2 separate regions of the Homo sapiens genome follow, and region 2 is linked to region 1. Evidence: chromatin loops called from intact Hi-C (ENCODE). Cell type or tissue: sigmoid colon. All regions are shown on one strand. Each heading gives the region's core, and the rest is flanking DNA. Links, peaks and the distances in the headings are about the cores only.

The links. Peaks named below come from ENCODE experiments on the same cell type or tissue, not always from the same donor. Only the 100,000 strongest peaks of a DNase experiment are listed, where the experiment ranks them.
Region 2: it touches region 1 in a loop (4-fold over the local background); 25 of 110 quality-filtered maps call a loop at or near these places.

Annotation. Positions count from the first base shown.
Region 1 is chr10:51,417,716-51,426,062 of GRCh38, forward strand. The region is part of intron 2 of PRKG1 (protein kinase cGMP-dependent 1); the gene reads left to right. Among named protein-coding and RNA genes, the nearest start is that of MIR605, 120 kb to the left of the region's middle. In sigmoid colon, for the core only: a CTCF peak has its summit at 5,086 (motif pointing left); DNase peaks (open chromatin) are centred at 4,779 and 5,056; H3K27ac peaks cover 613 bases.
Region 2 is chr10:51,006,707-51,015,053 of GRCh38, forward strand. It overlaps a transcript of PRKG1 not described here. Among named protein-coding and RNA genes, the nearest start is that of PRKG1, 64 kb to the right of the region's middle. In sigmoid colon, for the core only: a CTCF peak has its summit at 4,396 (motif pointing right); no DNase peak of the experiment used is centred there.

The sequences.
Region 1 (8,347 bases), core at 239-8,238:
GTGATTGTCTCAAACTGACACCTCTCTTTATATTTAATTAAGTTATATTTGTATTCAGTATCCTCATCGTGATCATGAAAAAATAGAGCTGCACTGGGCACTATGCCCCTAAGTATAATAACTATCCTGTATCTCTTGGTTGGATGAGACTTGGAAAATATTAGCCATTGATTTTTCTATCTCCCTTTCAAAGGAATCCCCACATATTCTTGGATATGGAACATGGCAAAGCCCTATGGGAGACACATGTTTTACGTTAACCTCCCCGCTCCAAAAGAAAGCAGTTGTGTTTGCCTTTCTGTCTTCCTTACCCTTCGCAGTTTCTATTAGTAAATGTTTATCGTTTTTATTCTTCTATGCTTTCCTTATGCTGGCCTTCTAGCAACTGTGAGTGAGATAAAAGAACAGGAGAAAGCTCAATTAATTTATTCATGATTTATCTGCCTGACTTTGAATAAGCTCATGTATCTCATAAGAATTTCAGAGCTCCTCCAGTTTTTTAGTTAGCCTTGAGATTCTGGAACTTTAGGTAGAATTGCAGAACTCGAGAGCCATAGGTATACCAAAACTAAAGAGGGAGCGTCATCTTCCCTTCTAGTCCCTAACTGAATAAGGGATGTTGGCTGAATCATACAACACTATCAATTTGTAGACTAAAATGGCCAAAAATAGGCAATTTTGTATAATTGAGCCTATGGGCAGAGGAAAGAACATTCATTACTACCCTGTAACTAAGGTCACTCAACATGGGACTAGCAACAAGTAGACATTGGTTGCCTATAACATACGGACCTAACTACAGATATATCTAGTTCTTGGAAGCCCAATCTTTTGATAAATGTTAAATCACAAAATGAAATAAGCAAAGATGAGATCTAAGCCAGGCAATCAAGTCTCAGCTCTGGACTAATGCAACGAATGAATGAGAATGTAGCCAATAGCTGTTGCTATATGATGAGTGAGGCTGTTTAACAAATGAATGTGCAACTTTGTAATGTGTAGCCAAGATGTAGCCCCATAGAAAACTACAGTGGAGGGCTATTGAATGTGGCAGACACACACACTAATGCAATGAATATTTTAGGGAGCACTATTGGGTAATCTTGTAGGCTGAGAGGGCACATCATCAAGATTCATTAACACCACTCATAATCCAAGGGAAAATTTCCATGCATACATTATGGGAAAGACTATTGTTTAGGATTGCAGATACACATAGCAGGAGTTGCTTTAGATTGTTTTGGGGGCGAAAGTAATATTTTTTTCAGTATTCAAATATGTCTTACGTAGTTATTTCTGATAAGGAAGAAACATTTGTTAATCCAATAGGAAACCATACTAGCTTAGTTATAAAAATTGTATTTTTTTCACTTACTTTTGCAATTTGATCCAATTGAAAAAGTCATGTATTGTGATTTTTATGACAGCATTCTCACATTTCTATCCTTTAAATGTGTTCATATATTTGGGACTTAAAGTTATATGAGAAATAATTTATTTTATTTTAAATTGAAATAGTCACAGGTATACAGCACAGGTGCAGTATATCAGTGACAATCACTGATTCTCAAGGAAGTGAAGGGAGAAGGAGAGGGCAAGCAGTAAATCCTGAGGAATCTTATGTAAAAGAATTGAAGGACCAGTGAAACAAAACAAGATTTTAGTGGTAACCATGGCAACCTCCATGGATAAAGAAGAACATGACGTTTTTTGGTCATTATTATTATTGCATTTCAACATTTATTGACTGACTGCCTGGATGGGATTGGGGCTAATCAATTTTTTCCTGGGAGGAAAAGAATAAATGGAGATGAGGTTTCCCTAAAGGGAAGCCAATGCATTCTAAGAGCTATTAATGAACTTGGGACTGTCAGATGACAAAGGAACATTAAGTTCTCTCTGTTGTACAGTGGAGAGATTTTTTAAACTTAGAGATTATGTCATATAAGGGACAGTGCCCTGACATTTGTGCCAGAGACATCTGACAGGTGAAAAAGATATATGATAAAATTAGTGATGTGGAACCAAAAAAACGCCAGAGGTTAGATTTAAGATTAATCGAGTTCTTGTTCAGAGAGAGAGCCAATAATTTTTTTTTTTTTTTTGGTGAGCTATCTTCTTGTGGAGTCCCTGGGACAAGATTTGTCTAGTGTAGCAGCATAATTAAAGTTCTGCCCTATCAAAGAACAAGTGTTTAGATACATTCTCTTCTGAACTAGTTTAATGCTTGTTCATACCCAGGCACAAGAACAAAACTGTTACAAAACAAAATAACCCCAGAATAAAAGAAAATGAAAGGCTCCTCTTCCATTCTGGGATGTTGGGGGGCAGGTCTGGAAGATAAGCAGGAAGGGGAGTAAAGTCACTGTTTTTATGTCTGGCATTGGCTTGGGTTGTTTGCCAAATGGAAACTGGGGGAGACCTCAGGAAGCTTCCAGTCATGGTGGAAGTTGAAGCGGGAGCAGGCAATTTGCATGGTGAAATTAGGAGCAAGAGAATTGAGAGGTGGGTGCCACACACTTTTAAATGACATAGTATTAGTATTACTATCTGAATAGACCTCCTTCTCTTGAGCAGGATTTCTTAAATCAATCAGCTGGGAATCTGCTTAAAATGAAGATTTTTGGTTCAGTAGAATCATGTAGATTCAACAGAATTTGTTGGGACTCCAGATTTCTTATTTCTAGCAAACTCCCAGTTGATGCCCAGGATGACTGTATCTTAAATTGTAAGGCTTAATCATGGTTGCACCACAGATCACCTGGGGTGCTTTGAAAATTCTTGCTGCCCAGCCCACGTCCCTAAACCAGTGAAAACAGCAAATCCAGAGGTATCATCTAGGGGCTGAGAACCACAGTAGCTATAGGTCAAAGGTGAACCACAGATACATTGATTTGGCTGACAAAGGTTTCACAACTTTTCTTACACTAAAAACATGGGAAGATCTCACATAAAATCTGTACCTTCAGGTTGTATTAGGCCGTTCTTGCCTTGCTCTAAAGAAATACCTGAGACTGGGTAATTTGTTAAAACAGAGGTTTAATTGGCTCACAGTTCTGCAGGCTGTGCAGGAAGCATAGTGCAAGCATTTGCTTCTGCTGAGGCCTCAGGAAGCTTCCAATCATGGTAGAAGCTGAAGCAGGAGCGGGCACTTCACATGGTAAAAGTAGGAGTAAGAGAGGGAGTGGGGAGGTGTCACACACTTTTAAATGACCAGATCTGGTAAGAACTCACTATCACATAGACAGCATCAAGCCTTGAGGGATCTTCCCCCATGATCCAGACACCTCCCACCAGGCCCCACCTCCAGCATTGGGGATTACAATTCAACATGAGATTTGGGCAGGGGCAAATATCCAAACTATATCACAAGTCTTTGTTGAAGAAACAGTATTTCCACCTGGCTGCCATGTGCTGCAGCTATGGCACTCTGTGCCTTTTATTTCTTGTTTGTTTGTTTGTTTGTTTGTTTTAGAAACAGGGTCTTGTTCTGTCACCCAGGTTGGAGGGCAGTGGCATGATTATAGCTCCTGGCAGCTTTGAACTCCTGGCCTCAAGCAATTTTCCCACCTCAGCCTCCCAAGTATTTAATACTATGAGGCACATGTCACCATGCCTAGCTAATTTTTTAAAAATTGTTTTTTGTAGAGATGTTATCTTGCTATGTTGGCCAGGCTGGTCTCAAACACCTGGCCTCAAGTGATCCTCCTGCCTTGGCCTCCTAGAGTGCTGGGATTACAAGAGTGAGGCACTGTGCCTGGCCCCGATACCTTTTAGATAGGTCATAATCTCTCCAGGTCAACCCTGCCTGGAGAGACACTTTCCCCAGTTCCTCGTTTTTCTTCATGGCAACTTTTCAGGCTCTCAGAGCCCTGGTAAGTAGATGAACTGAACTCGCCTTTTTGTTATCTATCCTCCATGTCTGTCTCCTGCACACTTGCTTTGGTGCCCTCTCCAGAGCATCATGTCATAATGTCTCCTCTTGGATGAATGATTTGTAATGTATTCTTCCTTTAAGTTCTTGACTCACACAGGGCAAAGATACTGAATTGTTAGTTTGAGTTATGTTGCCCACTCATTCTAAGATCCCTATTGAAACACTGATATGGAAAAATACTTGTGTAGGAGTCAGGAGCTAGCCTGTTTCTGCTACTTACTGCTATATTGATACTGAACAAGTCACTTAACCTCTCTGAATCTTAGTTTTCCACATTTGTAAAATCATACAATTTGGAGATTGGACCAAATGTCTTTTGAAGATGCGAAGACAGCATCAGCCACCATTACTCATTCACTTCACAAGCTCTATTTATAGAGTGTTTGCTTACTCTGTGCCAGGCACCCTTGAGTGGAGAAGAGATAATGAAAAGGCAAGTTCAGTTCATCTACTTACCAGGGCTCTGAGAGCTTTAAAAGTTGTCATGAAGGAAAGTGAGGAACTGGATCTCCACACATCTCTATTTGCCCAAACAACCTGAGTTGTGCTTGATGTTCAGGCATGATTATTAACCACAATAGTTTCACTCCAAAGTGTTCTGGTTTGGTTAAGAGATCCAAACTCTGTAGTTAGGAAAGGATGGCACTGTGAGGTTTCTGTAAGAAAGGGGACTCCATAGGATGCCACAGCTAGGTGAGTCCTAGACGTTTAGCATGATGGGTAGTACAGAGGGGAGAAAAGCTGTGCCTGCATTGATTATTCACGTGTTTTCATGGGCCAGTTGCCGGCCCCATCCCCTCTGCTTTGCAACATCTCAGAGAAGTCCTGCTAAGCATGTCCCAACTCCAGGCAGCTCCTCCACACAGGGCAGAGTGAATTTGGCCAGACTTGGGGGACTCTTCACATACTTTGTCAGCTCCAACTTCAGCAGCCCTAACAGCACAAGTTCTAGTGATTGTTTTCTGTTTCTAGTCCTTTGTTTCTGTCCTTTTTCATCTTGAATCTTGTATGTTTCCAGGCCTCTGTCTAAGATTCTGCTGCTGAAATTCTCCTGCCTTTCCTTTTTAAGTTTCTTTTTTGTTTTTTAAATCCCTGGTGACCCAGCACTTCACGGGCCACACTCATGCCTGCTGCTGCCATCTAGTGGAGGTACCACAATGTCATGATTGCCTTTATCTGATCAAAACTGGGCTAGGTTATAATTTACTTAAAGGAATTATTCAGACACTGCTTCTGGTTTGAGGGAGGGCGATTGAAGAGTGAAGATGTTTTTACAAAGTATACAGCACTTGATCTCCATTGAAATAGGTTTTTTTTTTTTTTCTGAAAATGGATTATAGAAGCTAACCCTAAAAACACCAATGTACCGGTTCCTTACTTATAGAAGCCAAATAATAGTGGTTTGAAGAGTGAATAACCCAAGGATCTGAAAGAAGAAAGAATAACCATTCACACCCTGTTCAAGCAGAGTTATATTTCTCTATTCAAATCAAGTGTGTGACATCTTGCTTCTTTCCACATGAAGAAGAGATTTTCCAAAATGACACCAGGTTGATCAGCATACTCGATATGTCTGACTTCCTAGCCTGACCTGCAGTAGTTACGCAATCTCTTTCTCTTAATAATGACTTCGAAATTTCACATTGAGAATATAAATTCCATTCTTGCACTTGCAATTGCGTATTTAAAACAACAACCTACCATCTTTCTAATAATGTTGAAGAAGAGATATTTGCTTTCTTCATATCTCTTTGTCTTCCTTGTTCCTCCTTTTTCCAAAAATAGGCATCTATCCTGTCTCCTTTTCCCTATTTCTGGTTCATTCTGATGATTTTTTTTCTCCAGATTTCTTCCTACAAAACCTTCTGTTCACCATAAAGACTCTCAGTGGTTCTCATCTACTTAAGTATTTCAAAGGGATTGAATTTATTTTTCAATTTTTGAGAAAATTTGTTCCTTGTAATGATCTCAATATATTGGTATTCCTCAATATGAATAACAATTGCCAATTAATAATATAAACAAAGCAATATCTATATTATGATGGCTATAGCATTATTATTCCAACCTCCTGAGGGTTTATCTGGAAGGCTAAGATGAATATTTTTAGGACATAGTTCGCAGAGGTCACTGGAATATTTCATCTTCTGTGATTATTTTTTATTTAAAATATGTTGGCCAAAAGCAGATTTTAGAAATAAATGAATAGTAGTTTTACTTAGGGTAAAAATAGGGCATAAATTGAACTATGATCATCATATTAAATTATACTACCATATTATGTTTGCTACATTTGGAGCTGTGTCATGTTTAATATTCCTATGCTGCAATTGTCCTGAGACCATGCTTTCCAAAAATAATACAAAGACTCTTCTGTGCCTTTTGGACTATTATGGTACCTAAATTGAAATATCAAATTGCAGATATTTGAGACTCTGGCATTTTATTGTTGGAAAATACCTAAGATAAAACATACTCTGCTCCCTCTTAATTTTAACATAAAAGAATCTGAAGCCCAGAAAGCAAACTGTTATCCAGGGGTCACATAGCTATCTTTAAACCAGAGTTGAGTCCAGTTCTCTTTGGACCATTCTAGAGTATCATTCATTTTATTTATATATACATGGATATCTATATTAATGTTATATTTTTTCCACATATATTTCATAAATTTTATCTTATGAATTACAGATCTTTCAAATATGATACCTTTCCAATATTTTCTAAAGCAGTAATTTGAAAGAAAAATTCTTTCAAGAACTTTTTAGATTTTTTTTAAAAAAGGAAAGGCAACTATGGCGTTATAATCTTAATAGGTACCTGTGTTAAAATGATTTGAACTGTTGCCTAAAATTAACTGTCTTCTTGCAAGACTGCTTTGGAGGGTAGCGTTGATTATATCCATGTGATCATGTTTACAACATATTCCTATATAGGTACTTCTTGTCATCTTCCATGAAACATTTAAATAAGAATAACTGTGGAACAGTTACATGACCCCTACTAAGATTTGTTGTTATTAATAGGTGATGAAAGACCCCCATGTTTCTCTAAATTGATCTATCTTAGTGTTTATATTTCAAGGGTGCTTTAAGATGACACCATATTGCTTTTTTTCCTGATGCATTAGACTAGCCACAGTAGCAAATAGATCCTTCTGGTGAAGTCAAGAATTAATTCCCTCTTTTAATACCCCAGAAAGATTATTTTCCCTGCTATTTTGTTCTCTAACAGTTCAATTCTGTATTACCATAAGGAATGCGGATATACATTTTTAAAATTATTTTCCTGATTGATTCTTTAATATTCTACTTACACTTTAAATCTTCTGAACAGAATACAGCCCTCCCTCCTTCCTTTCCTCCCATCTTTCCTTTCTCCCTTCCTTCTTCATATACCATTTGTCCTGGCCCCTGCTACGTATCAGGTATTTTGTTAGATGCTGTATTTCTTGAGATTTTGAAAAGATTACCTCATAGATTTGATTTTGTTTAACTCTGAGAACTATATATCAAATTCATGATCATATTCTGAAAATTATGTGATATTTTATTTTAGTCTTTATAGTAATCTCTTAAGGAATGTGCTGAAACACAAATTATTAATGTTTCTGATCATTACCCTAATAGATTGTGCTTAATTAAATTGTTCCAGTTGTGAAGAAAATGTGTACACAACTCGGTAATCAATGTTTTGTCTTTCATGTAACTACCACTATCTATTAAAAAATACAGCTCTGCTACTTTGTATTTTTGCATTTATACAAATGAGATCAATGTTGTCTCATAATCAAGCCAGTTGACATGGTGGGAGAGATTTTCTTCAGTTTTTTCAGTTGATAAGAGCACTCCAGCAACAATATTCCCATGCACTAACTGGAAGTCTGATTTAATAGAGGAGTTGCTGCCTCCACCCCTTTCGGAAGCCACAGCAGGGAGGCCTGGCTTGGGGTTCATTAGAGTCTGGTACGATGACAACAGACTGGGAAGCAGCTGTAAATGATCAGAATCAGGCCTTGGCTAGTTTCAGCTTCTGCCAAGCCCAGCGTGGTTCAAAAGGCTTTCTGGATTCCAAAGAAAACATGCCAGCCTTATACCTACTGATCACAGGACATAGACAGGATATGTGTTTCTGGATTTGAGGTTTTAGAGGAAATGCCTGTCATTTGCATCTGTCTTCCAGCCATACATATGTCAGCAGAAAATGGACACTTTAGGTGGATGTGTTTTTCATGGCAATTCCGTAGGCTCTCAATTTTCTTTAACCTTCAAGATAAATCTGCATTTAAAATATAATGGAGAAGGGACCATCTTGTAAAGGTTTTATAAATGAACAAAAGGCAGCTAGGAGCGGTGGCTCATGCCTGTAATCCCAGCACTTTGGGAGGCCGAGGCGGGCGGATCACTTGAG
Region 2 (8,347 bases), core at 90-8,089, 410 kb before region 1:
ACGCCCCCTCCCCACCACCCCATTACAATATAAACTTATTACTCTAGAAGGAAATATTAGAAACTTTTGTATAGTGATATATTTAGCTGTGCTAAGACCACCTCTGCAGCTATCTACTCTCTGAGCTGAATAAACCAAGGGCTTCTCAAACTCTAGTTTACATATGAATCATCTGGGGAATCTCCTTCAATGCAGGTTCTGATTCAGTAGGTCTGGGGAAGGGCCTGAGATTTTTTTTTTTTTTTTTTTTGAGATGGCGTCTTGTTTTGTCACCCAGGCTGGAGTGCAGTGGTACGATCTCAGCTCACTGCAACTTCTGCCACCCTGGTTCAAGCGATTCTCCTGCCTCCGCCTCTGGAGTAGCTGGGATTACAGGTGCCCACCACCACACCTGGCTAATTTTTGTATTTTTAGTAGAGATGTGGGGGGTGGGTTTCACCATCTTGGCCAGGCTGGTCTTGAACTCCTGACCTCGTGATCCACCCACTTCGGCCTCCTAAAGTGCTGGGATTACAGGCATGAGCCACTGCGTCCGGCTGGGCCTGAGATTCTTAATTTGTAGTTATCTCTCAGGTGTTCCTGATGCTGCTGGTCTCCTGAAGACCATTAAATAGCAAGGGATTAATTGATTCTCTCCAGTTTCTTCCTCCTTTCCTTTTACCATCCGAGTTAAGTTTTCTACACAAATAAAGTGCAATCAGACACAATAATGCAAACTAAGCTATTAATGATAAATTAACAGGGATTACATTGTAAGATGAACTCATTACCTAGGAAAGCCTACAGGAAACCTTCTGGTATTCTTGTCCCTTCTAGGCCATAAGCACACACAGCTGTAGAATATAAAGGCTAAGAGCATGGACTGTGGAATCAGATGAGCTTGAGTTTCAAGTTTCTGATATCTTAGTCATGTTGCTTAACATCTTTGACCTTCAATTTCCCCCGTAAATGAGAATAAGAAGGCCCACCTGAAACTAACGTTATGCAAAAGACCTGTTGTAAGCATGCCCTAAACAATGGCCATTGCTTCTGTAGTTTTAATATTAGTGTTTTGGAGACAAAGTCAAATTTAAAATGTGATTCAGAAGGAATTTTAGTTGAGATATAATGGGAAAGTAGGAAATACTAATTCAGCATTGTTAAGAGCTTACTTTGTGCAAGGTACTTTATTGGCATGAATTAATTTGCTCTTCTCAACAATCCCATGGTGGTTTCATGGTGCCTCCAGGCAGGAATTGTTCCATGTGCTCTGTACAGAGGAGGAGACTCAGTGCAAACACATCAAGTGACTCATCCCAAGGCTTGCTGGTCCAAGACGTCTGGCTCTAGGGCTCTGACACTATACTACATGATAATCAACAGCAGGAACATAGGGGAAAATTGGAGGAAATTGGGCTTTGTGAAGACCTTCAGATCATTCATATGCCCAGTTCTTCTCAAACTGTAGTACGTATAAACATCTCTTGGGTTCCATTTGTTGCAGTGAAGACTCCTAGGCCCATCTCCAAAGATTCTGGCTTAATAGGTAGGCTTGGGGAATTTGGGACCAGGAAATTTGCTATAACTCCTTGAGAAGTAGCTTTCTAGGTATATACTGCAAGAAGGGTGACTATATGCATTCATTTCTTAGTTCTGCTGGAACACATCGCCACAAACTGGGTGGCTTCAAGCAACAGAAATTTATTTACTCCCAGCTCTGTAGACTAGAAGTTCGAATTCAAGGTGTCAGCAGAGCCATGCTCTTTCTGAAAACCCTAGGAGAGGAGCTTCCCTTGCCTCTTTCTAGCTTCTGGTGGTTGCTGGCAACCTTAACCATTCCATGACTTGGACTTGCATTCCAATCTTTGCCTTCATTTTCACATGGTTGTCTTTTCTCTGTGAGTATGTGTGTCTAAATTCCCCTCTTGTAAGATTACTAGTCATTCAATTTGGGGCCCACCCTAATCCAATATGATGTCGTCTTGATTACATCTATAAAGATGCTGTGTTCAAATAAGGTCACAGTTGTACCATACACCTGTATTTATCTTCCTTCAAGCCCAAGATATGGAGCTGTGACTTCTGAAGTCTGCTGAGCCCATGGAAAAAAAAGATTTTGGATGAGATGAAGAGAGTAAAGGACACATTTAGGTATTTATGATACAAGGTTTTGTGGAGGCTTTTTCACCTGCCATTTCCATCTGCCCTCCCTCCTTCTCCCATTTTCTTATTTTTCAAAGGATATGGTGTTGATTGATTGTCCTTTGGTTCAGATGAAAGTATTAGTCTCTGGTGGCTCCATGAAATGTCACACATCTCTGATGGTTTGTGGTTCTCTTGTTTTCATGGTATGAGTTTTATAAGGATTTATAGGGAAACAAAATTGGGCTTAAAATGTGAGACAACTTCTGTAGACTGTAGTTTTCTTACCTGTAATTTTAGAAGGAAAAAAAACCCTTCTATGCTATAATTTCAATGCCTTAATTCCCTATAATTTTGGTAACTTGTTTCTTTAGGGTTACAAAGAACAAATGGAATAAACCACAAATAGATATATTAGGATAAAGATAGATTTTCTTTGGTGTATTTATCTAACTAATTTAGAAAAGCTTTAAATGCCAATTAAATTATACATTTTGAAACACAGTTATATTTAGGGATAAACTATTTTTAAGTTAACATTATTCTCTGCATTTAAAAGTAGAATTTAAATAGTTCTCCCACCTCCACCTCAATCTAAGGTGCACACACATACTTTTAGCTTTACTAGAGGGTTTTTGTTAATGTAGTCTATAACAGAAATTGAGGATTTCTGTTATGGTATTTCTATTTTACTATCATACCACTGAAAAGTTAAGCTTTCTCTTAAGAATATAAGAAAAATTTAAGAGACAGCATGAGCTAGTTGAATAGTCTTATTAGTGAATTAGTTTTATATAAAATAAATTATACAATGGACATTCCAGTTATCATCTGAAAATATAATTTAGAAATTTATGATAATATATTTCTTTCTGGGTCTATTTAATTCAGAAACATTCTCATACAAGGTGGTTCAAAGAATCCAGATTTCTGGGAATGGTTTTGGACTTCTTGAAGATATAAAATATTTGACAATGCATTGTTCAATATGGAATCGTACTTTTGGAAAGAAAATCTGCCAGAACATTCATGCTACCCAGAGAGAAGTATCATTCTCCATTCTCCTCAAAATTGTATCTTCTTTGCTTTGATTCTCATACGCCTGCTATCAGAGATTTTGGAAAGTTTCTCTTCTCTTTATTGTAAAAGATCTCAGGTATAATTCAAATGGTTATTTCATTTTATAGAAACTTTACTGGAAATGTCCAAGTGCCTTCAGCAGTGGAAGGAGGGGTCAGGAGAGGGTGGCTCCACTGGGAAGCATGATTGGCCTCTGATTTGTGGGAATTTTCCAGGGCCATTGTTTGTGCGAAGTTGTGTTAAGAATGTAGGTTGAAAGGTAGATGTGGAATTCCATGGAGCACGTGCAGAAAAGCGAATTCTACTACCCAGCGTAAATCATTCGCTCTACATTAAGCATCTTTGCCAATTATTTGGGTGAGGCCATTAATGGCATCTCACTCAGATTTGCACAGGGCAAGATGCTGTGAGGATTGCTTATTATGTTGGAAAACAGAATCAAGATCCCAAAAGATTATGATGGGCAAGAGTAGTGATTTATAACCCTATTTCAGACAATGCTTTCCTTTTCATACCAGATATTTCCTAATGCTCCCTCACTATGCTGAAATTAAATTCATCAATAATATAACCCATCTGCACACATAATTGTGTGTATCTATGCATATATATATATGTGGTATCCTAACTATAATATAAACAAAAGATAGGGGAACATGTATCATGAAATAATACTTGCTTTAGTAAGTGCTTGAACTGTCCAAGTTGGAGATGATTGCTGGAAAAGGGCTACACAGTAAGTTGAACTGAAGATGTGAAGTGCTTGTTCCTAATCCTGAAATCATTTGATGTAACAACTGAAAACAAATACTAGTACTGATGTGTTTTACAGGTTACTCTGGTGCCACTGGTGGTGTTTGTATCAAGTGACTCAGTTTTCCAAAGTGATGAACATCTCTCTGTAAAGTTTTTAACAAAATAAAGTACTCTCTTTCCTTAATTTACATTTTTGTTGAATTTACAGCAAACTTAATTTATAGCCACGCAAAAATAAATACTTGGTTTACATGTAAGACAGACTTTGATTCTAGGCTTAGATAATATGTACAGATTTTTCTCCTGCCTGAATGGCTGGTGAGAGATTTGAAGGCACAGGGGTTGAAGGATAATTATTCAAATTGTGGGATTCTCCAGTGGATCCTAGCACATCATAACTAAAAAGCACCAATAAATTTCCTAAGTTACCACAAGGGGGCAGTAACGCCCCCACTGAGAATCACTGGGCAAATGGTGTTTCTTAGCCTTGCAACTATGGATATTTTGAATTTTGGATCAGAGAATTATTTGTTGTGTGTGTGTGTGGGTGGGGAGGGGGCGGTGTTGAGGGGAGAGAGTGCTGTCCTGTGTATTTTAGAATGTTTAGCAGCATCTTGGACTCTACCCACCAGTAACACCAGTAATACTCTACCCACCAGTAACAGCCCTCCTGACCACCAGTTAGGGCAACCAGAATGTCTCCAGACACCACCTCTTGTTCCATGGTGGGTAAATTCACCCGCAACTGAAATCACCAAACAAAATAAAAAAAATGTTTAACGAAGAATTAATGGAAAAATTTTCCCTAGAAACCTTGAAACTTCATACTTAGAAGTAACCTCATAGAAGCATTTTTGAAAAGATTTAGGATTTGTCTATAAGTAATTTATGAATCAACCAGGAGAAATGGCTGCCAAAAATTATTTAATGATTGATTTATATACATAAACATATCAACATTTAAGTGCCTAAATTTATTTTATTTGGTTTGACTCCTGTTTTAGTCAATAAAGGATTTGCAGCCACTTAATCAAAAATATAGAATCACTAATGGAAAATGTGCCATTCTTGCCTTACTCTGGGTTCAGTTGTGGTTACTTTAACAGGGACAGTTATTTGTATATTTGAGGAAAGGTAGTTCATGGCTATCAGTCTATTCTCATGCTGCTGATAAAGACGTATTGGAGATTGGGTAACTTATAAGAAAAAGAGGTTTAACGGACTCACAGTTCCATGTGGCTGGGGAAGCCTCACAATTGTGGTGGAAGTTGAAAGGCATGTCTTCCATGGTGGCAGGCAAGAAGAGAACTTGTGCAGGGGAACTCCCCTTTATGAAACCATCAGATCTCATGAGACTTATTCACTATCACAAGAACAGCACAGGAGAGACACACTCCCATGATTCAATTGCCTCCCGTGACATGTGTGAATTGTGGGAGCTACAATTCAAGATGAGATTGGGGTAGGAACTAGCCAAACCATATTGCATGGGTTCTGCATGGTTTCAAAAAGTAGAAGGAAGACATGATTGCAAGTGAAAGAGTGGTGTTTCCAGCTCAGGGTAAGGAGGAGCTTTCTAGCAGAGTTTCCTGGTTGTTCTGGACTGAACTGCTTTGGGAGGAACAATAAGTAGTGAATATTCAAGGAGAGGGCTGTTGACAGCTGGCCTTGAGAAAGTAAAATCTTAACGTCTTAAGGTTGGAGATAATTCTAACAGTGATATGTGTGTTTTTATCCATTCAGTACTTCTATCCCCTCTACAAGCATCATATTAAGTAGTCATTACCTCTGTAATTAAAGAGTTCCATACCAGTCTACCTCCCTTCCAAGACCATCCATTCCAACCACCCATGGGCATACAATCAGTGAGTGGCTGAGAAGGTACCACCAATATTCAGAATTAAGGCACGCATTTTAAAACATATTTGAAAGACCATTCACTCATTTATTCATTCATTCAGCAACTATTTATTGAGTGCTTACTTTGTGCCAGTCATCATTCTAGGTGCTAAGGGCACAATAGTGCAAGTCATTGGAGCCTGGTCTAGTAATAGAGACAAACAAATGAGAGAACAAATAAAAAGACAAAAAAGTCAAATTGTGATGAATTATAACAAGGCAGTAAATAAAGGTGCAATGGCAGAAAATAAAAGGGAGAGGGAAGAGTCTATTTAAATGGTATGGTTGGAGATAAACTCTTTTCTCAGGTGGCATTTAAACTGAGACCTAAAAGATGAGAAGTAGATTGTTCTAACATTGGGAAATCACTTTAGACAGAAGGAAGAATATGTGGAAAGGATGTGCATGGGCAAAGACATCGGCATGTTTGAGGTCCAGAAAAAAAGTCCTGTAGCTGGAATACTGCAGTGGGTGACAGGAACGGTGGCACGCAGTGAGTTTCCTGAAGTATAGAAGGTCCAGCTCATCCGAAGGTAGTAAAGGTTAGAGGTTAAGAACATGAACCAAGGAACAAGAGAAACTGCATTCAAGTTATATTACTTTTTACACTTATTTTTCATCTGCAAAATGGTTTATGAAAAATATATGCCCCATAGAGTAATTGTGAGAATTAAATGAGATTATAGGGAAAGTGCTTAGAACAATGCTTGCAGTTATGGATGTTGGGTGTTATCACTGCTGCTGCTACTATTACTACCACCACTAGACTTGCAGACTATGTTAAAAAGAAGGCAAAGCCATTGAAGGGCTTTTCAGTTTCGACCATTTAGTAACACTTATTTTTTTGAGATGGAGTCTCACTCTGTTGCTCAGGCTGGAGTGCAGTGGTGCGATCTCGGCTCACCACAACCTTCACCTCTTGGATACAAGTGATTCCCCTGCATCAGCCTCCTGAGTAGCTGTGACTACAGGTGCATGCCACCACACCTGGCTAAGTTTTTGTATTTTTAGTAGAGATGGGGTTTCACCATGTTAGCCAGGATGGTCTCTATCTCCTGACCTTGTGATCTGCCCACCTAAGCCTCCCAAAGTGCTGGGATTACAGGTGTGAGCCACTGCGCCCGGCCCTGTAACACTTTTAAAAAAGAATCTATAATATAAGCCTAATGAGAAAACAGGTATAGTTACTTATCTTAAGGTTTTGAACATAACATCTACAGCAAAACAAGTTAAGTTATAAAGGATAACCTTTTCTTTTGTTGGAATGCTCTCTTTACATGATTTGAGTCCTTTGGCAATAATGTAGTGAGGCTATTCAACAACTGAGCACTATTTGTTTTAAATCGTCTTAATCGATGGCTGTAAAACATCTTCTGGGTTAAAAAAATATATAAACAGCCATAATAATATGCAGGAAAGAATACTGGGATAATAATAAATCCCAAGTTTTGGAGCACAAGTGTCTGGATCCTTTGGAAATAAAGAGGAAATTTTTGACATTTTTGAGGGCAATGGAAGAATGAAAAATGTTTATTTATTTTGAATGTGAACATGGTGAATATATGTTAATTGGATTTCTCTATTGCTGTATCTGTATGTATGTTGCATCTTCTCTTCCTATTGCTTTTGGCTCTCTTTTTAAATCTGCCATGTTGCTTCCTGATAGAAGTGCACCAGGGCTTTAGGCTCACTGATTCCCGTTGACAAAACAAGTGTTGTTGCCTTGTAGGAGCTACTCCTGCATGCAGGCATTCTCTTTTTTTTTTTTTTTTGAGGTGCTCCAAAGGGCACTATCAGTTTCTCATCGCATCAGCCAACGTAAGATGGCTTTGTCTTTATTTTTATGAATCAGAGTTGTCTTTGATGGCTTGGTAGTGAGGCCAATTGTTCCTTAAAACACTAACGATAGTAATAAAATCCAAGAGGTAAGTAATAGGGCTTTTGCAGGGAAAAATTATCTTGAAAACATTTTTTTTTTCACACCTTATATCTTCTTGGCACTCCTTATCCGTGATGAAGCTGCACGTGCAGGTATCACAGGTCACTTTGGTCTTACTGCACAAATTACTGAAGGCAGTGGACACTATAGAGACACTAATTTGATCATTATACACATATATATGTATCAAAGTGTCAAATTGTACCCTATAAATATGTACAATTACATGTTTGTTTTACATATTTACATATTTATGTGTCAATTAAATTTTTTAAAGAAATTTTAGACAGATGAAGGGCTGAGAAAGCTGGTCTGTGACCTCACACTTACTTGTTTGATTCTGCAATTCAGACTCTGTCGTCTGACTTAGATGTGGTTCTGGCTAAAAATAAACAAAGACTTGGTTGAAATATTTGGCTTCTGTGCTTCCTGTTTTTCAAGCAATAAGGCAAAGTTGATGTTTTTACTTCTTAGAGCAGAAGTGTCTTTGATTACTATATGATAGAAACTCTCAATCATTTCCCATCATGTATGTTTAATACATTGCAAACC